5 separate regions of the Mus musculus genome follow, and all the other regions are linked to region 5. A link is a loop called in an ENCODE intact Hi-C map of the cell type or tissue named here. Cell type or tissue: left cerebral cortex. All regions are shown on one strand.

Region 1 (5,000 bases), 96 kb before region 5:
CTTCTCACTAAGGCTCAGGGACCACCACAGAAGAGGGGTGGGAAGACTGTACGAGCCAGAGGCCATGTGACCATGGGCATGACCACGCCCAGCAGTCATGTTTTCCTGCCCATGATGGATCTGGTCAATATCCTAGCATGGGACGAGAAGGGGTTCATTCGCCCCAACCCTGACTGAGGAGCTGTGGACAGCTCCTGAGGGTTGCCAGAGAGGAGAGTGGGTTTCTTCAGGGGCTTGCTCCCTGGCAGCTTGGCCATGCTCCACACATTGGACTGAATAAACAAACCAACATGAAACTGGGGAGGAAATAAAGGCAGGAAGAGTTAGGGGTAAACATGACCAAAATACATGGTGTGAATATATGAAACTCACAAAGAATGAAAATATTATTTTAAAAAGACCCTGTCTTAAAAATTAAACAAAGTAAGATAAAACAAACAAAAAAATTTTTTTAATGTTATGTACTTAAACATGTCTTTTATTTAAAAAAAAAAAACAAACCTCTATGTTTCTTGTGCTGAGTTCATACCTCTGTAATATGGTAAATTAACCATTTGCCAGGGATTTTAAAGCTTTTCCCTACTGTTATTGTAGCCATAGAGGACCAAGGAGAGGGGAGCTCACTACCACATTGATCATCGAACTGAAGAAGGCGCCACAAGCAACCTCCTTACATCTGTCAGGTACGACCATCTGTTAACACGTTCACAACTTGGAGAGTTCTGAATATGGACGGGAGTCAAGTGGACAAGATGGTTGCCTTTTCTAAGCAAATATTGTACAGTCTATTGGTGACTAACTTTTAAAGGCAAACTGACCAGATCTACACTTCCCTACCAATCTCTACAGAGATCTAACTTGTTTAATAATGAGATAAGTGCTTGGTGAGGCTTAATCCAAAGGAGGACACTGTGACCCAAACAGAAGAGAAAAGCTCAGACCCAACAGAAGGGACAGATATGCTTAAAGTGCTCATTAACCTAGATAAACACCATGCTGCTTACTGAATGCATGCAAAGAACTTGTACGTGTTACAAAATACAGGATTAGATCAGTTACTTGAAGACCGAAAGAAAACAAGGAAAAATACAGCCTGCCTAAATTCAAAATAAAATTGATAATTCCAATAGATGTATGCATACATTAGTTTCTTGGGTTTAAATTTTCATCATAAAATAGTTATCAGGCTCAGAAACGACTCAGTCACTAAAGTGCTTGCCGAGTGGGCGTGAGGCCCTGGGTCAGACCAAAGTGCCGAGTGGGCGTGAGGCCCGGGTTCAGACCACGTTAAAAACTCCAGCACAGCAGTGTGAGCCTATAATCCCAGCACAGGAGAGGTAGGGGTGGGCATGATGGCTATGCAGTCTAAGAGCGGCTGCCAGCTCAAGGTGCAGTGAGAGAGCCTCCCTCAAAAGATAAGATGAAGACTGATTAAGGAAGGCGCTCATCATAGACATCCGACTTCTGCACGAACCTACAAACACGTGAACAAGTACACACAGAGAAAGGAAGAAAGAAAAAAAAACACCTTAATCATTAGACATCACTAGGGAAGGTAACCTGCTTCATTTCCTGAGGTCATGAAAATGAGAACTTATCTAAACATTATCATGATTTCTGTATACATTCTTACCGAATGAAAGCTTGTTGTTACAGAGGTTGTTGTTGTTGGGGTTGGGAAGGTGACTCAGCAGTTAAGGCCACTGGCTGCTTTTTCAAAGGACCTGGGTTTGATTCTCAGCACCCACATGGTAGCTCACAAACATCTGTAATTCCAAGCCCAGGGGATCTGATGCCCTTTTTCTGGGTTCTGTGCACATAAACATGACGGCAAAACATCGCCACACATAAAAGAATACAACACAATGAAATCATTGTTGTTTAAAAGGTTAAATAAAAAATGTTGCTACTTAAAAAGTTGTTCCACTTATTTAGAAAATTATGTCTTTCCAAACCCAAATTTTTAAATGGAGGATTCACACATATATCCTTTGTGTTCCAAAATTGACAATACTTTATTTTAAGGAATTTGCTCTCTCTGTAATTATCTGTATGTATATAGAGTTGTGTATGTATATATATATTTCTCATATCCTTATAAAACCTGTAAAAATTCCACATTTGCTTTGAGGAAGCACTCTGTGTGAGTGAGTGTGTGTGTGTGTGGTTTCTTTCTTTGCTCAGAGGTGATGGGAGAGGCCCAGGATGTAGATCACTGTTCAGAACCAGGATTCAAGACAGACTCTGGGATGGGAGATCGACCTTTGGGAATCTTTGACATAAAAGAATCATTTAAATTGTTGCCTGATATGGCCACTGTTTATATTTTTGGCTCTCTTCCCATTGATTATAAACTCCTGAAAGGGAATGGGTTGCTTCTCACATAATTGTTCCATCCACATCTACACAGAACCTTAAACAAACAAACAAACAAACAAACAAACAAAACAGGTGTTCCAAACAACGGGATGTAAGTTTCAGACAGATGTTGTGTCCGGCCAGCAGATCACAGCCTGGGTTCTAGCCTGGAAAGGCATTTTGGAAACCTGGAAGAGAAGAAGGACTAGGCGACGAGAGAAAATGGTGCAGCTAAGACAGGCATTCTGATCAAAGCTCAATTTTTTATTTCCGACACTCAGTTATGAAGGAGGGGGAGGGACCTGATTCCCGCCAAATAATCTTGGGATCTAGTAGCACGTGTATGGCTCCGAATAGAAAAGCAGCACGTTCCAGCAGTGGGCGTGGCAGAACGATTGGGCGGGAAGCTCCACCCCTGAGCAAGCAGGTTTCAGGCTGGGGGAGGGGAGACTACAGACAGAGATCTGTCACATCTCTCTCCAGCTGGCCCACCTACATTTGAAATGTACACAGTTTCTCTAAATAGCAGCTAATCTCATTGGCTTCTTTCCTGGTGGAAGGTCAGAGATGTGCATCTGCCTGTATCTCTGTCTCCATTTCATTACAGGAGCACTGTCTACCAAACAGTGCAGGCAGTGTCCTCCCTTCCTTCTCTCTTCACGTGCTGCAGAGTTCTGCCTGTCAAGCAGCAAGGAGGACACCACCCCACCCCCACACCCCACCACACCCTACTCTCACCCCCAGCCCCCACCCCCTGAGAACTCTTCAGCTAGCCTTCTTTCTACAATATTTCATTACACTCCATAGCCCTTCCCTTGATGCTCTGGTTAATTAAGTTTACATAATTTCCTACTGATTAGTTTTAAACAGCATGCTCTGGATTTTCTCTCCTTTAATTTTGTGTCTTTCCAGACTGCTTAAACCTCTCAACTATGAATTTGGGACATTTATATGCTATTACAGAGCTCACTGTTGGCCACCCATACTTACACCAACCTCTTCCACTACAAAAATACTGTAATTCTTGGATTATCTATCACAGAAAACCAGAACCATGGTGTGCTGTCCAGAAAGAGGTCAGCAATAAAACCTACTCCCCTTCCCTTGTGCACTAAAATGAACCAAGATCCATTCCTTTACTTACCACGCATTTCATATGTACGGAGATCTCATGATCGAATGTGCTTAGAGACTCAGAGCATTCATGAAAAGAATTAGTGGTCTGTATTTAAAAATTACCTCGGAAGCTGATTGATATCCTCTAACCACATGAAACACTAAACTGACATTCTGTCCAATTGTTAGGGTCATAAATAAATGGCTTATAAGGCCATTTTAAAATCCGTTAATTTTGACCATTTTGTGGCGGACATGAGCTGCCATATCACCAATGAAGGTTTCTAACAGCAGAAACAGAGGAAGTGAACAGGTCAGCTGTGTCGCAGGCAGGTCCATCTGCTACAGAGACAGCTCTGAGACAACAGACAGAGAGTGAACCCAAAACGTCAACACCGATCTCCTAAGGCCCTTTGTGATCCAAGAAATGGCGAGAGGCTTTGAAACTGTTTGGAAATCAGTTTTTCTCATGAGCTTTTAAATTTTTCTTGGTACTGTGGGGAGACTCTAACAATCTATTCTCAAACACAGCTATTCTTAAAGCCGTTCAGTTCCACACAGATGGTTTTTCCATTCCCGTGTGATGGTAAGCTTGACTGGCCTGAGAAGCACCTGCGTGGTTGATAAGGCAGACCTCTGGTCTGCCACAGTGTTTTCAGAGAGGAGACCAAGCAGGGGATACCATCTCAGACTGCAAGCAGCACTATCCCACCGTGCTAGGAGACAGACAGAATGAAGGGAGAAAGGAGAGAGCCCAAGCGTCCGGGCAGTCTCTGTCTGCTTCCTGCTGACAATGATCAGAGCTTTTCTCCAACACACCAGACTGATCCCCATAAAAAGCTGAACCCTCTAAAACCATGAGCTCAAACACAGAAGACTTCCTTTTAAGTTGTTTTCCTCGGCAATACAAAGTCTAGCCAACATACCATATTTCCTCTATAAAGCAGAGAAAGGTCCTCTTCCTTCACCACCTCCCACAGACAGAACACACATCAGACAGACAGGAAGATCAAGGCTCACAGCTGCAACAGATCCCCTTCGCCTCTACTCTCCCCAGTAATGAAGAATAAGCCTGCAATATCAAGTGGAAGGAACAGACTTTACAGAGTGACTTCCCCCACACTGAACTACACTAGGTCAGATGTGTGACAAGCATTCCTCCTCTCTGGAAGGACAAAGTGTCGTAATGCTGGTGGTTTTATCCATAACTGACAGGCAATTATGTACTGCTCTGTAGAATTATCTTTCTATTGTTCTTTTATGTCTGTTGACGACGACATTGTTTCAGATGCCAAGAAACACTGTAAGATAGAGTTCTTTAAAAAGCTTAAATCACTTTCTACATATAACACAAAGTTGTTTTTTTTTTTAACCTAGACATATAAATCATTTCCCAAAAGCGCAGCTGAAGGTCATCTTACGCAGAGAGGAGATGAGAAGCAGGAACACATTCATTTCAATTTGCAAGCTTACAAATAAGTATCAGTACTTGGCGGAAGGGATTCCCAGGCTTGGAGATGAAGGAT
Region 2 (5,000 bases), 78 kb before region 5:
AAATTATGATGCTAGTAGTTAACTCATGGTGCATGCAGAATGCGATTCTCTCAGTGAGAGTCAGCGGAGTTTGATAAACCCAACTTTGTTCTCTGAAATAAACAAACCAATACATCTGATAGTTACATCAATATACGTCATAAAGCAAACGGCGAAGGGCAGAAAGAACAACCGCCCCCACCTGATAGGAACTGTAATAGGCAACAACAAACAAACAAACACAGGCTGTCAGCAGGACTTTGCTTTTGCTACATAAAGAACAGTTTGGCTCATAAGATTTACACAGAGGAGACGTGAATGACAGGAGTCTGGGTGTCCAGGTCAGGTAGGGAATGAAATCTGTACTAGAAGTAAGTAGAAGAGGCCACCAAAAAAGATACAAGGAGGCTCTAACAAAAACAGCATCTCTGAGGGGGGGGCTGTGCCTTCAACTCTATACACAGAGATAATATATAATGATGTATACACACATACAATCCGCACACATGGTAACCATCTATCTATGCCTAGACATTCAGACTGGTAACTCGACTAATGTGTGCAAACTCCTTCTGTGGGCAGAAGGACTGCTACTGTGTGCCCAGATGGGGACATGGAAAAATTATGTTTACCCAACTTCAGAGAATCCATGCCAAAATATTCCTCCCAAACAAATGATTTCACTTGTTCTTGTTTTCCTCCAACACACCAGCCTGACAAACTGTTTTATACATGAATTTGACTTTTCAAAAACTGGTACACAATAATGGCAAACTCGGTACATCCTTGTGCTCCAAGGGCTAAAGGAAGGCCTTCAACTGACGTGTGAACTGCATCCTAATGTAGAATAATATCATCTTCTAAAAGCACAGGAAAGGGGACCTGTACAGCAGCAGACATGGCCTGACCCTGTGGGGTGGGCATCAGCCGGAGCCAGATTCTTAAAATAGAAAAGAAATGACATACTTCCCAAAGTTCATAGTGACAAAAAAAAAAAAGAAGAAGAAGAAGAAGAAGAAGAAGAAGAAGAAGAAGAAGAAGAAGAAGAAGAAGAAGAAGAAGAAGAAGAAGAAGAAGAAGAAGAAGAAGAAGAAGAAGAAGAAGAGGAGGAGGAGGAAGAGGAGGAGGAGGAGGTAGGAAAAGAAAAACGAAAACGAAAAAGAAAAAGAAAAAGAAAAAGAAGAAGAAAAAGAAACAGTGCTTCCAAAGCCCAAACTCTTTATTAAACAGAAACCCTTTTCCATACAAAAGGAGATATAAGCAGAAAAGCAATTAGGAGATATCCTTGATTATCATTATCCTTCCGAGTTGGACAACTTCCTCACCAGTAGTCATTCAACACTTCAGATACCTCCCAGGGACCCTGTCCCAGCTAAGTCTCAAAGACTCTACACTCTACGGTCTGTTTTTTACCCTCATTCACTTCTTTTAAGTATCATGGAATAGAATAGTTAGATCCATCACTGGGCAGGGTGGGGCGGGTATGCCTGTTGTCTCTGCTACGTTTGAAACTGAGGATCACTTGAGCCCAGGAGTGACCAGCCTGAGAAGCAAAACAAAATTCTACCTAAAAAAATATAGCTGTGCATATTAGGCATAATTAGAGCCACCTTTTTCTAGCACCTACAGACGTTTTCTAGGCTCAATATTTCCTATTTACAGTAAAGATGCTTGCCTTGCAAATGTGAACAGTGAAGTATTATTCATCAAGACAGCAGCAGAGCAAGACTAAGCCCACACTGTCCTCCAGCTCCCAGACTAAGGAAAACACCACCAGGAACCATTTATCCTGATGTTGATGGTTGCTACACCCCCACATGCCAACTCCTCTTCACACCAGCATGTCATAATGCTGGCAAAGTCTGGCAAATGCACAGCCATTTTAATGATGTCGAGAGGGTTGCAATGCAACTCAGAGACTGCATTGTATGAGCAAGGCTCTGGGTTTGCACCGAAAATAAACAAACAAACAGAAACACAGGGAAATTAATGTACTTACGACCAGAAAATGCATAGCCATGATGCCTAAGCCAGGCACGCTCAAAATTTAACATGCGTAAGAACACCTTGGGGTCTCATTAAAATGCAGACGTGGATTCAGTAGTTCTTGGAGAGGCCTCGGCCTGAGGTCCTAACAAGCTCCCAGATGACACTGATGACTGTGGACTCCATTTCCAGTAGTGAGACCACCCACCAGGACCTCTCGTGGGGGTCCAAAGTAATCTCTTTGTCACATAGAACTCCTATCCCATCACAAGGAGAAAGCAGACACTGTTAAAAGGGAACATACAAAAATACACAAAGATTGCTGTTGTCCCTTTCTGGAGAATGGGAGAATGCAAATTTGGGATTCTTGGTCCCGATTTTACCTTGCACCAATATTCTATTCTCCTTTCCTCAAAGCTAGCTTGGCATCCTGACTCCCTCAAGGGAGACAGAGACTGCTTGTTGCCAAGATGCAGCAGTATCCAAGGTACAAAAGCATTATCTTTTATTGTCTAATGCCAACTACCTTCCAGAAGCCAGCCTAGGACAGTTTTAGGCCTCCTACAGACGTGGCTGTAAGACTGTCTCTGAGATTGAAGATCTATCTCAATGATACTGGATTCACTGGGTTTCACAATGTCTTAAAAATAATCTCGGGCTGGTGAGATGGCTCAATGGGTAAGAGCACCCGACTGCTCTTCCGAAGGTCAGAAGTTCAAATCCCAGCAACCACATGGTGGCTCACAACCACCCGTAATAAGATCTGATGCCCTCTTCTGGTGTGTTTGAGGACAGCTACAGTGTACTTACATATAATAAATAAATAAATAAATAAATAAATAAATAAATAAATCTTAAAAAAAAATAATCTCATTGCTGGGTGGTGGCGGATGCCTTTAATCCCAGTGCTTGGGAGGCAGAAGCAGGCAGATCTCTGAGTTTGAGGCCAGCCTGGTCTACAGGGTGAGTTCAAGGACAGTGAAGGCCACACAGAGAAACCCTGTCTTGAAAAGGCAAACCGAGCCAAAACAAAACAAAAAAACTTGTCTGAGTTTAAGAAGACTATTTGTCCCTCTCCCCTTTCTCCCTGACTTAGACCATTTAGCGAACATTCTGAAAAAATACTCTGGATTCTGAGCCTACCCAGCGCAGGAACAGAGTTATAGCATATTCATAAGTTTTTTCTATGAAAGATGGAGAGCAGCGAGGAAAGGTTTACATCGCACTCACTGAGCTGAAGCCTGCTCATCTGGATGATATCCGGTAACGCCTCCATCATAATATTGCACCCAAATCACCTACAGTCACCTAGCAGCAAATGGAATCCGTGTACTAGAAGCAATTAGGGCCCATCAAGCCACCCACATTGCATGGCCGTCATTAGTGAAGACGCACACGCTGAATGAGCACAGTGTACTTCTTCCTAGAACAACACACGTAAGATGGTGCTGCTCACAAGCTGATCCTCGGAACGAAGATCATGGCCTCCTTATTAAAATTAGCGGTATCATAGTGAATCAAAACTTTTAAAATTTTCTCTCTCTCACTCCCCTCACCTCCCCAGTCCTCGGGGGGTGGGGTTGAACCCAGGCTTTGAACACACAAAAACATGGCTCTACTACTGAGCCACACCCATAGTGCCATAAACTGTCATAGAACAACAGAAAAGCTACGATCATCAATGAGACAGTATGAGACCATGGCGTCTCCTCTTCAGAGAGAAATACCAACAGCCTGCCTTCTGAGCCTAAGAGTCCTTTTCCCCCACCCCTTGAAAGAAGTTGCTGTTTGGAAAGACTTCACATTCACTGCATCCTGTTTTAAACATTCAATGTCCTGGTCAACAACAGAGTCAACTAACCTGGACCCCTGGAAGTTCCCAGAGACTAAGTCACCAACCAAAGAGCATACACAAGCTGGCCCAAGGCCCCCAGCGCACATGTAGCAGAGGAATGACTTCTTTGTCTGGCCCCAGAGGGAGAGGATGTGCCTAGTCCTGTAGAGTCTTGATATCCCAGAGAAGGGGATGCCTGGGAGGGGAGGGGGATGGCATGGGGAACTCTGGGAGGGGAGACCAGGAGAGGGGGCAACATTTGGCATGTAAATAAATAAAATATTTTTTTAAAAAAAAGGGTCCTGGTCAAGAGAACTAGCTCCTTTGGCTAGAAATACTTGAGTCCAGCTTTGTATGCCAAGAGGGAGAGGCCACCAAAGTGGGCCAACACACTTCTGTAGAATCCCTAAAAGGGAGCGTGAAGAAAGCTGTGGAGGCTGTAGGCAATCCAACCCGAACCAGTTAAAGTATTACCGTACACTGTTTTCCCCCAAAGGACATAATGGAATACCTTAAACAATGTAAAAAAAAAGTAATATCATAACCTCATTAGCTAACCTACTTACTATGTATTTCTTCTCACTAATTCCCTGGAGTGTCTCCGGATTCCAGGCCTCTTAGATGACTTGAAACCTTGGTGAAGATGGAACTAGACTGATGTCGAGAACTGGTGTGCCTGCTTCTTTTCAACTGTCATTGTAAACAGTGGAAAGAAACCCATTTGTTCCCAGGGTGGCAACCGGACACAGAGTGATCCCAGGAGAAGACACACCCATTCTTGGGTGACCTATACTATGTGTTTGCAAATTACAGTTGGGTCCTCCTAATTTTTTAGGAATGCAATGTGTAATTAATGGAAAGGTAGTTACAGCTATGGCTCCTTTAAGAATGAAACCACAACCAACAGCATTGGAAACACAGTTTAGAAGATTTCCCAATCCATCTACCATCTACCCCACTAGCCAGAGGGAGACAACAGTTCACCTCAAGTTTCACTGACTCCTTTGGTGGTCTCTTAAACAAGCCCCAGAACAAAGAAGCAGGTTGTACTCCTTGCTGTCAGCTATGGTGCCTGAGTGAGCAGAAACCCAGGCATTACTCTTTACTCCCTGGAAGGCCTAACAAGAATGAAAAAGAAAGCAGATGAAAGCAGGTGTCTGTGAGACAAAACAATGATGCGGATGCTAGGATGCTAGCCTCA
Region 3 (5,000 bases), 240 kb before region 5:
CAGTTAATCAAAGATTAGTCTGATTGTTTCAGATGTACTCTCAGGCCATTTGTGATGGTTTGTGGTCTTGCTTCAGAGCCCCCACCTGTCGGCTTGCAACATTCAGTTAGATGCTTGCCAGGCTGAACACCTCACTTATGCCCATTCCCTATGAAAGCTTGCCCTGCTGAAGGTTCGAGGCTGCCCTGCCTTCCCTACCCGTCCTGCTGTGTCAGGGTTGCACTGGAGGAGAGCCCAAACCTGAGCTTATAATAAAAAGACCCTAATGCTATTACATGGGAGGGGCTCCTTGGTGGTCTTTTGAGGTTCACAAGTGCTTCCTAGCACAACAAAGTCTAAGGTTAAAATTCAGAGTAAGGGCTGGAGGGACAGCGGCTGGCAGCCAGGAACACTGGTTGCTATTCTGCAGGACCTTGATCCCCAGCACCCACATGACAGCGCACAGCCTCCAATGACACCAGTCCCAGGGATATTTAGGCTTCCTAAATATGTCCTGTGTATAACAAAACTGGTTTAGATTGAGCCTTCTTCTGGCCTCAGAGTGTTCTGAGCACACACCGTAAGCAGACACCCACACAGTCAAAATACCCACATGCACAAATGAAAGTTAAAAGTTAAAAAACAAAACTCAAAGTGAAACAGGCTACATAGTGAGTGGGACGGGCTCAGTGTGAAGAGCAAGGGGCAGGAGGGACTGCTCTAAGATTACAGTCTGCTGAAATACAGACTGAGGTAGACATGCTAGTGTGTGGGATCTGTAATCTCAACAGTTGGGAGGTAGAGAAGGGGGGGAGGTCAGGAGTTTAAGGGTAGCCTGAACTACATGAGATGCTGCTTTAAAAAAATGAAATCAAAACAAATAAACAAGCAAACATCATCACCAAAACCCTAAAAGAAAACGCAGGGTGGGCAAGGCTAGCTGTGGTGAGCTGTGTCTTATCTTGTGTGTGTGTGTGTGTGTGTGTGAGAGAGAGAGAGAGAGAGAGAGAGAGAGGAGGATAACTTGGGGCTTGGGGATAGAACTCAGGATGTTATGCTTGGCATCGAGTGGATTGACAAACTGCATCATTTCATTGGCCAGATGTTATGGGAAAAAATGTTTTTTTGAGACAGGGTCTCACAACGTCCTTGGCTGGCCTGGAATTCACTTCGAATAGGCTGGTCTTGAACTCCCATATCTCCCTGCCTCTCCCTCCTAAGTGCTGCAATTAAAGGCATTTGTCACCGCACTCAGCTGATGAGATTTCAGAGATAATAATTTTGTGGTATTTCATAATCTGCAGTTCTGCAGAGGCAGGGGCAACATGTCTGTAGGTTGGCTACTGCACACAGCTTTCCTATCTGTGATGTGACATGGGTCAGCATACCAAGGGTTCAGTATACTCTGTGGGTACCACTCAACTCTATCTATTGGCCAGAAGGGCCCATGAATGTGGGACTCTCAGGAGAAGTGGTAGGAGATGCTGCCACACTTCTGTACCCTATGGCTCTCAATGCACAGGGTGATGCTATTAGTGGAAACAAGCCGGCCCTTGCTATCTGAAGAGGCCTTGGCATGGCTCTCCTCCTGTCTGCCTCCTGGAACATGTAGATGAAGCCACCGAGTCAGTGGTGGCAGTGGCTCTGGGCTCATCTGCATGCAGAGTCCTGGAAAAGCAGACTGAGTGGGGAGGGCAGCTTGTGAAGTCATCAGCTCTGATGGCTGGCAGACGGGAACAGAAATTGTTCATTACTAAATATATCATTTGCCTAAAGTCATATGGCACAGCAGGAAGCGAGCCCACCCAAGCGAGAAGCAGGCCAGGCTCCCTCAGGTGTTCCCTTGAAGAGGCAGCTGTCCCTTGGTGCTGTGACGTGGCAGCCTCTGTGCCACTTCTGGAAAGTAGATCAAGAAACAAGTCCACAGCCTGTGCCCATGGGAGCTGCCAAAGTCACAGAAAGGAAGAAAATTTGGGCATTTTCACAGGATGAGAACAAGGCAGAATCAGTGTCTGCAGGTATCGGGGCGAAGGTAGACCCCCTACATCTCCTAACAGGCTTGAGGTGCAGTGAGGTGTTTGGCAGGTGCATGGCTTGGCATCTGTCTTCTACGCACATCTTCACTCCATGTTGAAGGAATTCACCCCTTGGAATCAGTTAGCCTCTGGAGTTGGCTCCGCTCTCCAGGGTCTTCACAGTAGGCATCGTTTCTTGAGGAATCCCCTGCAATGAACTAACTTTTTGCAGAAATGCCCCCCCACTCCCCTAACATCCTTCTCTCTGGGCAGCCAGCACGCATCCCTGATGGGAGCCCGCAAGCAGGTCTGTGTCATCCCCAGGTTTACCAGAAGGGGTCACTATTTCCCTAACAGTGACAGCATGGACTGCTGGGCTCTGCACTGAGCTGGTCTGGTCACAACCAGACACTGACAGTCTGCAAATGCTAAAGAGGCTTCGGATTATGTTTGTTCATAAAAACCTTTGAGGGGCACGGGCAAAGTCATGGTGTGGTCGGCTCTGGCTTAGGTTAAGTATTATGAGAAAGAAGCACCCCACCCTGCCCCAGCACAGCCCTTTCTCAGAACCTATTACAGGTTAAGAATTTGCAATACATATATTCCCATTCTTATCCACTGCCCTATTTCTAATTCTCCCTTAGACACATAGAATTGGTTTGGTTTACTTCCTCCTAGATCACTCTTCTGTGAGAGATTCAGGTTGTGACTACAATTTGTGACTTTTTTCTTCTTCTTCTTCTTTTTTTTTTTTTTTTTTTTTTTTTTTTTTTTTTTTGAGACAGGGTTTCTCTGTGTAGCCCTGGCTGTCCTGGACCTCACTTTGTAGACCAGGCTGTCCTCGAACTCAGAAATCCACCTGCCTCTGCCTCCCAAGTGCTGGGATTAAAGGCGTGTGCCACCATGCCCCGCTACTTTGCTTCTTTTTTTTTTTTTTTAAAGATTTATTTATTACATGTAAGTACACTGTAGCTGTCTTCAGACCCTCCAGAAGAGGGAGTCAGAGGGATCTCATTATGGATGGTTGTGAGCCACCACGTGGTTGCTGGGATTTGAACTTCGGACCTTCGGAAGAGCGGTCGGGTGCTCTTACCCACTGAGCCATCTCACCAGCCCACTTTGCTTCTTTTTAAAGTGTTATTAATTCTTTATTTAAGAAAATAATAAAGAAAATGAAAAAGAAACAAAATTCTTAAGTGTAGTTTAAATCTAATCTATCTTTTATATGTTGGTTAATACATTTTTTGGATTATTGTTAATTGTTGTAGTAGGTCCAAAGTCCTAAAAGGAAAATGAAATTGTAATATATTAAAATGGTGACCCAGCTTCTTGTTAGTTGATGGCATTCCAGTGTGCATACCTTTGCTTCAAGTAGTTTATCTGTCTGGGAAACCTGTGCTCTCTCATCATGCATGATGTAGAGTTCAGACACTCTACTGTTGATCGCTCTCTACAGAAAGCCTGTTTCACGTGGGTGAAAGGCTGCGTTGATGTTGTTTATGGTTCTGCATAATCTGGGTAGGCAAAGCCAGGCTGAGGAACAGTCATTGCACCTCTGGTGCAGGAGTCTCAGGGAGTGCTGAAGCTACAGTCGCTAAGCCAAAGCCCTAGCCGTAAGTCAGGGATTTACCATCTCCCATCCAGGCAACAGCCAGGCCTGAGCATGCTTAGCTTCCCGGATGATACAAGACAGGGCACATTCAAAATGACTTGGCTGTAGCCTGGAGTGTCATATTTAAGCCCTAGCCTAAACTGCTCTTGGTGAGGAGTTTAGCCTCACTAGGAGAAGGCTGTGCTCACAGTGGATCACCATTGCTGGGAGTGCCACTCTGTGTGAACACTCTGTGTGAGAGCAGAGGACATGGCCCAGAGCTGTGTGCTCAGTGGCCAGGGCCCCGAGCGAGTGTCACGTACCTGAGTTCGGTCTTGTGAATCTCAGCAATTTTCTTTTCCAGTTTCTCTGAATGTTTCGGGAAAAATTGGAACTTGGAGCTGTAGCCTTCAGGGTGCTTTCCCGGGTCATAATCCCCAATCTCCGCTTTTCAAAGGCAGGGAAGAGAAAACAACAAGATTAGCCCACAGCTCAAAGGCCAAGGCAGACCCTGAGCTTGACCCTTGGCTGGTAAGCAGGCAGGAGCATGGGGAGGGACGAGTGCCTTCCTTTTCCTGCTGTACACTCTGGGCTGATATTTAAGTCAAAGCAGAGAGACAGTACAACTGACCCTGTTCTCGGAGGCCACAAGTAAATCAGCAATAAAGGAGCGAAAACCTGTAGTGTGCTCCTCGGCCATTCAGGAAGGCTTGGGAGCTATGCTCTGCGTGGCAGCAGCACACAGTGGGCTTGGGCAAGATGACAGGAACCCCTGGGAGCCAGCTTAGATACCCAGATCCCATCCTGAAGAGTTTAGTAGGCACAAGAGAAGTTGCTGACTGAGACTACATCCAAGTTCAGCATTTAACCATCAGTCCACACAGAATAGGTTAAGTACATTTAGGGTTCACCGCGGGCTCATCAGGCAGGCCTGCCGCTATGGAAATGGTTATAATCCAGGGACCAAGTACTGCAGCACTGCATTCTAAGGCTGATTTCCCAGTGCTGTGCTCAGTGCCACACCCAGGAAGTTCATGTCTCCGGCAGTGGGGTCTCTGGGAGCTCATGCAAATACCGTCTCTTGTTCACCCACTCAGAAACCAGCTTTTGCCACATAAGGTGCCCCACCCAAATGTAGCTCAGAAAAGGAAAGAGGAGTCTCCAACAGCTTCCTGGCTGTCCCTCTCCTTCTCTTGGAGAGCCAAGTACACTTTAGCTGAGGCAGGCCGAATACTGGGAGGACGGCAAGGCACAGTCGGGGAACTCTCAGAAGCAACTAATGGGGAACTTGCCAAGAGATTGCTGGCAGGAGGAATGTCAGACCTGTGCTAAGAGGGGCTCCGGCTCTGAGGGGGCTCTGGCTCTGAGGGGCTCTGGTTCTGAGGAGCTCTGGTTCTGAGGGGGCTCTGGCTCTG
Region 4 (5,000 bases), 220 kb before region 5:
TCCTCCAAAGAAAACTGGGTACCTCCAGATCCAAGGCTCCCACCCTGCCCAAGAGCCGAGGCGTGGGGACTGCATGTGGAGCCTCACCTGGTTATTTCCTCTTTCAGGGCAGCGGGGTCGGCAGGGTAAAACTTCACGCGGAAGCACATGGTGAACGGAGGCTGGGCTGCAGAGGAAGAGGTGTCTGTTAGGAGAGACCCTCTCAAGATAACTGGGAACCCCTCCTTCTGGCATGCACAGGCCCCCGGACCATAAGGGAAAAAGTCCCTTTGTGAGGCTACACAGAAGGCTCAGCATCAGGATCGCAGGCTGAGGACCCAGGTTCAATTCCCAGTACCCACATGGTTGCTTGTGGCCATTTACAACTCTAAGTCCAGGGGATCTGATGGACCAGGGACTCTTCTAGCCTCCAGAGGTACCAGGCCTACACATGGTGTACAGACACACATTCATGTAGGCTAAACACCCACACACATAAGATAACTTAAAACCCTTTTGTGGGTGCCCTCGAACAGTAGGAAGTTACACATGCCGACCACACCTTCCTACCCTTGGGGGTTCCTCCCATCCTCCCATTAAGGGTAAGCCTTAGCTTCTTTTGAATACTTACATCTCAGCTGCTTCACCACTGACTTTGTAAACTCCAACCAATGCTGAAACAGAGAGCACAAGACAAGACAACCCCGGTGAGAAGCGGTGTCACCCGCAACCTGTTTTATCCTATTGAAATGGTGGGACAGAAGGCAATCTTCCTAGAAGCTTATCCATAGATGTTTAGAGAGGGAAGCCATGCTCTGAACTAAGTACCCGTGATGGACCAGCTGTGAAGGGGAAAATTACCCTAGCTTCAGGTGCCACTCTCAGGCTTCTGGGAGACCCCTCCCAAACTAGGGTTCTAAAGCTTTGAGGGCTGCCCTGGCAGGCCCATGGGCAGAGATAATGATGCATGCATGGATAGCATGCTTGGCTTGAGGGTGGAGCTGCTGGACTTAATGTCTGCTGTGCACAGTGTTAAATGCCAGCTTCCTCTGGCAAAGGAGTGGGGTGGAGGGTGTTGGTGGCAACTCTAAAAAGTACTGATGAGATTTCAGAATGGAGGGGAGGTAGAGAAGGCTAGTATATATTTTCATTTTTGTCTGAGTAACATATGTAGCCAATGCTTGTGTTACTCAGGATTTCTTGGCATGTGACAAGGATGGTTAAAGTCTTAATTTCTTGGGATAATTGCCTGTAACTAATGTGCAGGATAATATCCTGTCCCACATTTTTTTTTATTTCATGTGTATTGCATGTATGTCAGTGTAAAGGTGTCAGTTCCTTTGGAACTAGAGTTACAGACAGTGGTGAAGGCCTGTGTGGGTGCTGGGAATTGAACCTAGGTCTTCTCGAAGAGTAGTCAGTACTCCTAAGTGCTGAGCCATCTCTCCAGCCCACCTCCCCATGGGTTTTTATAGCTAAAATATAGTCAAACTACATTTTTCATTTTCCTCTACAGCACTTAAATTTGAGGGAAGGCAGCAATGAGACCATTCTAACCTCTCTCTTTTAAAAAGATATTTGTACAGCGTTGAGTTCCAGGACAGCCAGGGCTACACAGAGAAACCCTATCTCGGGGGAAAAAAAAAGATATTTGTATGTGTGTGTGTGTGTGTGTGTGTGTGTGTGTGTGTGTGTGTGTAGGTCAAAAGAGGGTGTCAGAAACCCCAAAGCTAGAGTTAATGGTGGTTGTGAGCTGCCCCATGTGGGTGCTAAGAACCAAACTTGGGTCCTCTGGAAGAGCAAGAAAGTGCTATTACCAGCTGGGCCATCTCTCTAGCTCCAGATGACTGTAGATCAGTTTCCCACATCTCTGTGGGTTCTTGATAACATTCATTACTGATGCCTGACGCTCTTAGATTAGGCAAGCAACTTGTCAACTGGCAGAGAGCTAAAACTGCTATTATTTTGGGGTTTGATTTCTTGGAAGTCGCTTAAAGATGCTGGCTGTAAGTTTCCAGAGGACAGCAACTGACTTGTTTACCATACTAGGGCTCCGCATGTGGGGCAACACGAGTTGTGGAATGGGCAAAGGGCTAGGTTTCAGAGTGCCCTCTTTCCTGGCTACTTCTTCTTACTGTAACTGTCTTGGCAGAGACTTTCTTCAGCAGGAAAGCAGCCAAGGCCATGCAGACAGCATCCTGGCCTCCCTTGGTTCCCAGCTCTCACCTTCTGGGCTGGGCTGTGGGTCATGTAGTTAATGGACCCACTAAGAGCCAGGACTGTCGGCTCCATGTGGATAATCTGGGCTGACATTCTGCTCTCTTGCTTCCTCTGATCCGAGCTCCCACGAGGCTGGCAACTTATTACAGCCACTCAGCGTGGCTAAGAGGCCCTTCTCACATTACACGGCCCACCGCAGCTCTGCTTCGCAGGGAAGCAGAAGTAAGAGGTGCAATTGCACAGAGGCGACTGTAGCTGCAGCTTTGCCTGGGCAGGTGCAGGAGGCCTGTCTGGTTCAAAGCATTCTAGGACTGCATAGCGAGAAGAACACAGCAAGTACTGGGGACATAGCACACAGACCTTTAGACTGACAGGTAAGAGAAATAAGATAGAAATAATAAAGGAGCTGCCTGAGCCATGATCGCCAGAGGGCTCATGAGCTCAGTTACTAGGAGGCCCCTCCCCCTGGCAGTAGCAAGAGACAGCTTTTGTTTGGACTGTGCTGAGAACTCAGGAAGGACAGAAGCAGGAGAACACCAGGAAGGCTTGGACAGCTGTCATCACAGCTCCTCTGAGGGACTTTAGAGACCCAGTGGAAAAACCATGAGACTGTTCCAGCAATGTGGTGACGCATCTTGGAGACCGAATCCCAGAATTAATAGCAAACTGAGACCATGAGGCAGGATCAGGAAAAGAGGCAAGACTCAGGGGGAGACAGGTCAAAATGCAATAATCTTCATGCTTTGAGGCTTGAAAGGGTGCAAAAAGGTCGTGGAGAGGACAGAGGCTCAGGCGGAGCTGGAAACAGAGGGCACAGCAGGAGGCAACTCCTCCAGGAGAGAAGGGTGGAGAGACAGGAGCCCCAAGACACCCAGTGAGCAAGCAATGATGAAGATCAATGTGAGCTTTGGGACCACCTTGGAGCCAAGGCAGGAGGCTTTCCTCACGCCTCTGGGATTGAGGAGCTCACTTCCTGTATCTCTGCTATGAATTAGTGGATTTAGAATACGTCCTCATCATAGATCGTCTAAGACCTCCCATGACTCTCAGGCCTCAGTGCTCCATGCTCCTTTTCTGAGGCTCAGAATCACCCCCACTTGGGCTACTTTGTGATTTCAGCCTGATACCTCAGAAATCACGGAACCAGACAGTCCTGGGCTCCAGACTGGCCTTGCTACTTACCCTGGTTGGACAACCTGTCTTAATCTATTCATTTGGAGTCTAATCATTGGCCTTAAAGGTTGCTTGATGGAGCACATGTTGAGCTCTTGATTCAGCACCAGGTACTACTTGGTGCTCAGTCTACATCAGCCTGGTAGATGTAGACTGTCAGCTTAGCTTACAGCAGACTCTCTCTAAAGGGGCATGTCTCTTCTTTCCCAGTCTTCTCTTGTTTACCCTTCTTTAATCTGGATCAACTCCACAGTCATCCTTTTCTCTTCAAGCACATCCTACCCTAACTGAGAAAGCGATCAACAGGACACATTTGTCCCTTGCCTTTTTATACCACCAGCTCTGGGGGAGATGAAGAGATCTTGGTATATATACCCCACTCCCCAAGAGAGAGCACTTAGTCCAAACAAACACTAGGGGCAAAAGAAAAGCCAATACCCCAAACTCCCACCACTTCCTGGAGAATGGGCACATACTGTAGTGAAGACAGTTTGGTTCTTGCTCTCTGGGCACTTAGTGATTACATGTTAAGGTCTAGAGCTAAGGGCAGCATGCCAACAGGGCAGAGCAAGGGGCAGACTTTGAGGATAAGTCTCCATGATGCTGTTCACAGCTCTGCCAGGCTGGGAGAGGCAAGATAAATACATGAAGTGTGGGGACTAGGCTAGTCAGAGGAAAAGGGCATGGTAGGTATCATAAGAGTCTTTTCTAAAATTCACGTCTTTAGTACATAACCCTAAACAGGATCCAGAGGACAAAGTGGCTCAGACAATCAAAAGATGAACAGCATCTGACTGTGGCACGGTGAAGGGCGTATCCACTCTCCCTCAGCATCTGTCATTCTGGGTAGTGCTGAGATGCTGCTGTGGCTTCTTAGTGGCCGAGACCCACCATGAAGGCAGAGACAGCCCTGTCTGGGACTGTGGGGGTAATCTTGGACCTAGGAAAGGAGGCCCTACAGGATTTGTGAAGCACTCTAGGATTTATGATGATGTTTGTGGAGACTGGAGCACGGGTGGTAAGTGAGCAGGAGCGCGCAGCCTGCACGTGTCTGCATATTTTCCCACTTCCTAGGGATGCCAAACAGCACATCCTCACAGTCAGCAGAGGGATGATGAATCACCTGCAGAAATGCAGGTGTCTGCAGGCTGGGAAGATGAAGGTGAGCATCAAGGCACCACAAACCGTCAACTCATCCCTTCAACAAATGCTTACTGAGTGTCAACTGCTTTCCAGGCCCTGCACTGGCTCCATGGTAGACAATGACAGATGAGGTACAGTCTGTCTGTCTGTCCCCTCTTGGAACTTAAACTTCTGTGGGGACAAAGGCTGTCAGCACAGTGCAGGAAGTGCTATGTTGGGTAGGTATTAAAGGACATAGTGGGCCATAGAGGGATATATGGCAACCTTGAGGGAGACTTCCTGGAGGAAGCAAAAAGCCAGGAAAGACCTTAAATATGAAAAGAAGGTAGCTTTGGGGCTGGAGGGATGGCTCAGTGTTTACGAGTGCTTGTTGCTCTTGGAGAGGACCCAGGTTCAGTTCCAAACACCCTGGTCAGGAAGCTCACAACCGCCTGTAACTCCAACTCCTGGGGATTCAACATGCTCTCTGGCTGCTGAGAGCAACA
Region 5 (5,000 bases):
ACTGAGAAGGTGTCAATTCCATGCTTTCTCCTCCTCCATTAAAACAAAACGGGGGGGGGGGTGTACATAGAAACAATGACACCATAGAAACAAAAAGTAGCAAGCCACTATGGAGTTGGGAAATAATACATACCATCTCTCCATCACGGTTAACTACAAAAACCCTTTCATTTCATGGCTCGCATTTTTATGGGCATTTAATCTATATTAAGTAGACTTCAAAAGGAGTCTGTGCTGAATCTCTACTCTCCTGGATCTTTGGCAGCAATCAGCACTTAAGCTCAGGGCTTGGGGTGAGGGGCGGGGGGGGGGGGGTGAGAGGGGAAGCGGGGCGGGGGGGCAGGTTTCTGGGGAAGAGGTTGAACTGAGCACAGTCAGCATTAAGCATCTACTCTCTACCCAGGGTCTTTCTCACAAGTCTCTCTCTCTCTCTTTTTAATGGTATTGTGATCTATTAGCAAGACGATAGATAGATGATAGACAGACAGACAGACAGACAGACAGACAGACAGAAGATAGATGGGGGCACCCTGAGGGTTAAATCTAGGCAGGCTCCCCCCCACACACACACACACATCTGTGCTTAGAAGCCTCCTCCAGGTTCTTGCAGGAAAGGAAAGGGATCAGGTGAGACCCTTCTGGGTCCAACTCAAATTTTCTTCTCCACAAAGAGCAGTTTTTGGCGGTGAGCGCAGGGTCCTCTGGTTGAAGAACTAAATCTGTGAGCATGGTCAGTGTTTTCAACCTCTGACTTTACAAAGGACAGACTGCATTCCTGGGGAAAACCATATTAGACTCCTGACGCGCCACACAGCAGTAGTGAAGGAACACAAGCAAGGGGTTGTAAAAACCAGGTTCTGAAAGAAATGCTGTGTGGCATTATTGCATTGTTGGCTTTTCCCTAAGTCCCCGACTCCTTCCAGCCACTGCTAACCTCCAAATCTCTGTGACTTGTTGCTAAATCTTTGCCTCACGCCCCCCACCCCCAGAAATAACCAACACGCTGAGATTTGGGGGTCAAAAGACAAGGAAGGGAGCTAGAGCCTCAAAGCACAGAGGGCTGGGCGCCTTCAATAGGCCACTCTGCATGGGCTGCGCGTTCCGTCTGACTCACAAACGCTCAGGAGAAATTATGACATAAACCTTTATCCTTCCAACCAGGGAGATAAAGGCTGGCTGGCGGGCCTGGCGGGGCCGGGGGAGCCTCAGCCCGCACCCCTCGACGGGGCGGCCCGGGCAGGCGTCTCCCGCCCTACACGCCTAGCTCAGGATGCCCGCCCAAGGTGCTGCCTATCCGCTGGCTGAAGAAGCCGAGACCCGGGGTCCCCCGCCCGAGAAGGCGCAGAGCAGGAGTTGCAGGTGCGGGACGCGACTCACCCCGCAGGGGCGCGCGGCGCGTGGTACCAGTGCCCGGCTGAGCTCGGGCTGGGATGCCGCGCGCCGGGCGGTGCGGCTGCGGGGCGGACAAAGCGCCGCGCCGGGGTTAGAGCTGGAGCGACCCCGGGCGGCGGACCCCGCCAACTTGGCCGAGTCTGGGGAGCCGGATCCCGCGAGCCGGCGGGCGGGCGGGCGGGCGGCGCGGCGCTGACCTGGATGGTGCAGGTGTACTCGCTGTCGTCCAGCAGCCGCACGGTGCAGCTGTACTCGCGCTCCAGACTCCTGCTGCTGCCGCTCATCAACCTGCTCAGCATCTTCCCGCCCGCTCGCCCGTCCTCGGGAGCGACGCGGCGGCGCTGCGGACTCCGGACCCGTCGCCCCTCAGCGCGGCAGCTCCGCGCCGGCCCTTAGCACCTGCACCATCACCCTGACCGGATCGCCACCGCTGCTTCCTCCCGCCCCACTCTTCTTCCTTCTACAGAGCCACCACCGCCTCCCCCAAACCCCAAGCAAGCTGGGTTCTCTCCCGGGCGCCCCACTGCCCGTGCCCAGCTCATGGGGCGGGGCCTAGGTAGGGGGCCAATGGAGGTCAGCGCGGCGGAACCGATTAGCAGGAGGAAGATCCAATCAGAATAAGGAATGGGGATGATGAGCGGGCGGAGGAAGCAATCATCGCAAAACAGCAGTAGTGAGCCCAGTCGGGCCAGCCCCCTAGCGCCCCAAGCCCTGGCTCGCTCCCTTCGCGGGCGGTGGTTGGTATGGATGCTGTTTGTCCTGGACCGGGCCATGTGTGGACACTTCACGAGATCGGTGTCTACAACCTGGAATAACATTTGAGCTGTTTCAGGAGTCAAGACTTGCACCCTGCAACACCCGGTTCTTGCTCTCTTGGAAGCCAAAGCGAGGAGGCGGCACCTGCAGAAAACAGTCACCCACATTCCCGACCTGGCGGCTCTCCCCACCTGTGCGCTGCCCTAAGTCAGCTCCATGGGCCCCTGTGCCTCGAGCACCCTTATTTTAGTGAACATCTGTTTTACAATAGCTATTTACTCTGGTGCAACCACAGAAGCTTGTAAGCGCCCGCGTTTAGCGCTTAGAAAACCCTACGCTCTAACCCTTCTTTTATTTTCAGAAGACAAAAGAAGGCTGAGGTGTGCTCCTTAGCTGGGCAGGGAACAGGAACTGGTGGACCTTTCCTTGTACTTTTAGAAAGAATTATTACATCTTCAGACGTCTGCAACAAAGCACAATGGTCAGGAGCTGTATTGCACAAAGAACCGGGGGGGGGGGGGAAATGCCTCCTTTCCTTTGTGTCCTCCCCATCGGCAGACTTAAAAGTTCCTTTCCACAACTTCGCTAAGAGACAGCCACCTTCAAAGATTTTATTATTAATAATACCAATGTGTGCCTGTGCATGGAATATGAACACTTAGGTACCACGTACGAGTGTGAAGGTCAGAGGACAACTTTGTGGAATCAGTTCCATCCTCCCACCTTTATGTGGTTTCAGTGATTAAACGGATGGCCAGACTTGCCTGACAAGCTATCCCACTGGCTCTCTCTACCTTCAAAGATTTCACTGAAAGGAAATGTTAAATAGGAGTTAGGTTGGAATAGGGGTGTAACCCAGTGGTAGAGCTCTTTCCTAGCAGGTGACAAGATCCAACATTGAAACAATGTCAATCCAAAACATTAGTACTGTGAGAAATATATTCGTTTAAAATAATGAATTATTAATTTCTCATTACATGTATGCTCTTACTATATCAGCATAACACATAACTATTAAAACCCCCTATAGTAGACTAGAAAGAATTCTAACCGTTTTGGGGGGGGCCAGGGGGGCTCAAGACAGGAGCTCACTGTGTAGCTCTGGCTGTACTCAAACTCACTATGTAGAGCAGGCTGGCCTCCAACTCACAGTGATCCACTTGCCTCTGCCACCATCCCACCCCCACTGAGTGCTGGGGTTAAAGTCATGCACCTCTATGCCTGAATCCTATTTTAATTTTAAAATGATTTTGTCTACATGTTTGCCTGAATCAAATCCAAGACTTTGCATTTGCTAAGGATTGGTAGTAGCTCTAATATTGAGCTACATCCCATACTTTTGCATTTTTGAGACAGTTTTATTATGTAGCTCAGATAACCTCAAAATGGATCCCCTTCAAGTTCTTCAGTGTTTGAATTAGAGGTGTTTGACTTTAACAGTGTGTTTTGCTAATATCTTTGAATTTCAATACCACTACCACCCCATATCACCTTAGTATTGCGGACTGCTCCCTTGCTGCATTTAGTAGCCATGGGAAGATGTTCCTCTTTTCAATGCACTCCTAAAATAGTTATGAGGCTAAAACCAAGCAGTCAAATGCTCTGTCTGTTTCACAACCTGGACAGTAGCTGGGACCTGGAATACAGAGGCAGGCATTCTATAAATGATGAACTGATAAATGGAATGATAGGTATGCTATCCCATCTACAACTCCAGAAAGATCCATGAAGAAACTAGGAGCTTCAGGAAGGTCTCATAGAGGAGCATAAGCGTTACTGCGTCGAAAGGAGAGTCGATTAAGTCCAGCCTTGTTGTGTAACTGGGAGAGATGGAAATTTTCAAGCAGGAAGCACTTTTGTCGAAGGCAAAGTTACTATTTGTTATAAAATCTAAAAGAGGAAGGAAAAATATCCAAGAAGCTAGAGGAAACCCATTAGTGTACTGATAGGGATGTACCTCTAACAGGTTATGCAAATAAGCAGCTGTTGGGATAAAAAGGCAAAGCACCATGAATCCAGGCAGCCAGGAGGAACTGAATGCCCCGAATGCTGTCTCCAAAGTAAGATGGTAGACGCAGTCAGGAAGGGCAAGATGGTGGCTGTTATGCAATGTTTCAAGTAGCATCCCAGCTTAGTCAAAGATCTCCTTAGATTAAGATTCACCCATCATTGTGCATATGATGCATCTGCAAGCTGTCCTTTGCTCCTGGATACAGAGCAGAGTGTGGAAAAACAATGAAATACTAGAGTCTAGTGCATGCCTTTAAAATATGAGCAGGAGTCCGGGGGAGACTGGAAAGTCGAACTGAAAAAATACTGTGCTTATTTTTTCACAAGTTTATTGAGCCCAGTACAGAGAAGGATTGTTCATTAAAAGGATCCATATAAGGCTGGAGATGGAGTTCAGTTGGTAGAGGGCCTGCTCAACTTACATAAAACTCTGAGTCCTATTCCATAACCACATAGAATGGGGTGTGTTGGTGTACAGCTATGATCACAGCACTCAGGACACAGAGGCAAAAGAATCAAAGTTAAAGGTCACCCTTCTGCTACAAAGTGGAGTTCAGGCCAGCCTATGCTAAGAACTTGTCTCAAGAAAACAAAAACACAAGGCTTCTTGTGCCTTTGAGAATCACAGTGGTGTGCTTTCATGTCTTCAAGTATAAGGAAGCTATATTTAAAACAAAATTGCAAATTACAATGGTTGAGACCCCCCACCTTCCAAGTTATTAGGATGCTAGCTCCCTTCTCTATTGTGAAGAGGCTTCCAGGTATCCCCGTTTCATTTCTGGCTTCCGGACAAAAGCAATGTAGGGGGAAAAGTTTATTTTCATTTTCATTCTAGGTTATAG

The links. Peaks named below come from ENCODE experiments on the same cell type or tissue, not always from the same donor. Only the 100,000 strongest peaks of a DNase experiment are listed, where the experiment ranks them.
Region 1: a loop joins it to region 5, with 2.0 times the contacts of the local background. A loop is called at or near these places in 2 of 42 quality-filtered maps.
Region 2: it touches region 5 in a loop (1.9-fold over the local background); 2 of 42 quality-filtered maps call a loop at or near these places.
Region 3: a loop joins it to region 5, with 2.3 times the contacts of the local background. A loop is called at or near these places in 7 of 42 quality-filtered maps.
Region 4: it touches region 5 in a loop (2.2-fold over the local background); 6 of 42 quality-filtered maps call a loop at or near these places.

Annotation. Positions count from the first base shown.
Region 1 is chr2:121,709,172-121,714,171 of GRCm38, forward strand. All of the region lies in intron 1 of Frmd5 (FERM domain containing 5), which reads right to left. Among named protein-coding and RNA genes, the nearest start is that of Frmd5, 95 kb to the right of the region's middle. In left cerebral cortex, a CTCF peak has its summit at 2,902; a DNase peak (open chromatin) is centred at 2,826.
Region 2 is chr2:121,727,299-121,732,298 of GRCm38, forward strand. The region is part of intron 1 of Frmd5 (FERM domain containing 5); the gene reads right to left. Among named protein-coding and RNA genes, the nearest start is that of Frmd5, 77 kb to the right of the region's middle. In left cerebral cortex, a CTCF peak has its summit at 2,711 (motif pointing left); a DNase peak (open chromatin) is centred at 1,786.
Region 3 is chr2:121,569,637-121,574,636 of GRCm38, forward strand. It overlaps Frmd5 (FERM domain containing 5), which reads right to left. Exons shown (of 14, transcript NM_001360084.1): 6 at 3,909-4,032. Among named protein-coding and RNA genes, the nearest start is that of Wdr76, 65 kb to the left of the region's middle. In left cerebral cortex, a CTCF peak has its summit at 2,335 (motif pointing right); DNase peaks (open chromatin) are centred at 1,754 and 2,334; H3K27ac peaks cover 254 bases.
Region 4 is chr2:121,585,819-121,590,818 of GRCm38, forward strand. Frmd5 (FERM domain containing 5) reads right to left here. Exons shown (of 14, transcript NM_001360084.1): 3 at 611-653; 4 at 88-166. Among named protein-coding and RNA genes, the nearest start is that of Wdr76, 82 kb to the left of the region's middle. In left cerebral cortex, a CTCF peak has its summit at 2,628; DNase peaks (open chromatin) are centred at 2,620 and 4,370.
Region 5 is chr2:121,805,141-121,810,140 of GRCm38, forward strand. It overlaps Frmd5 (FERM domain containing 5), which reads right to left and starts at 1,917. Exons shown (of 14, transcript NM_001360084.1): 1 at 1,590-1,917. The coding sequence starts at 1,691. In left cerebral cortex, CTCF peaks have their summits at 1,452 and 2,106; DNase peaks (open chromatin) are centred at 668, 850, 1,136 and 1,985; H3K4me3 peaks cover 2,848 bases; H3K27ac peaks cover 2,230 bases.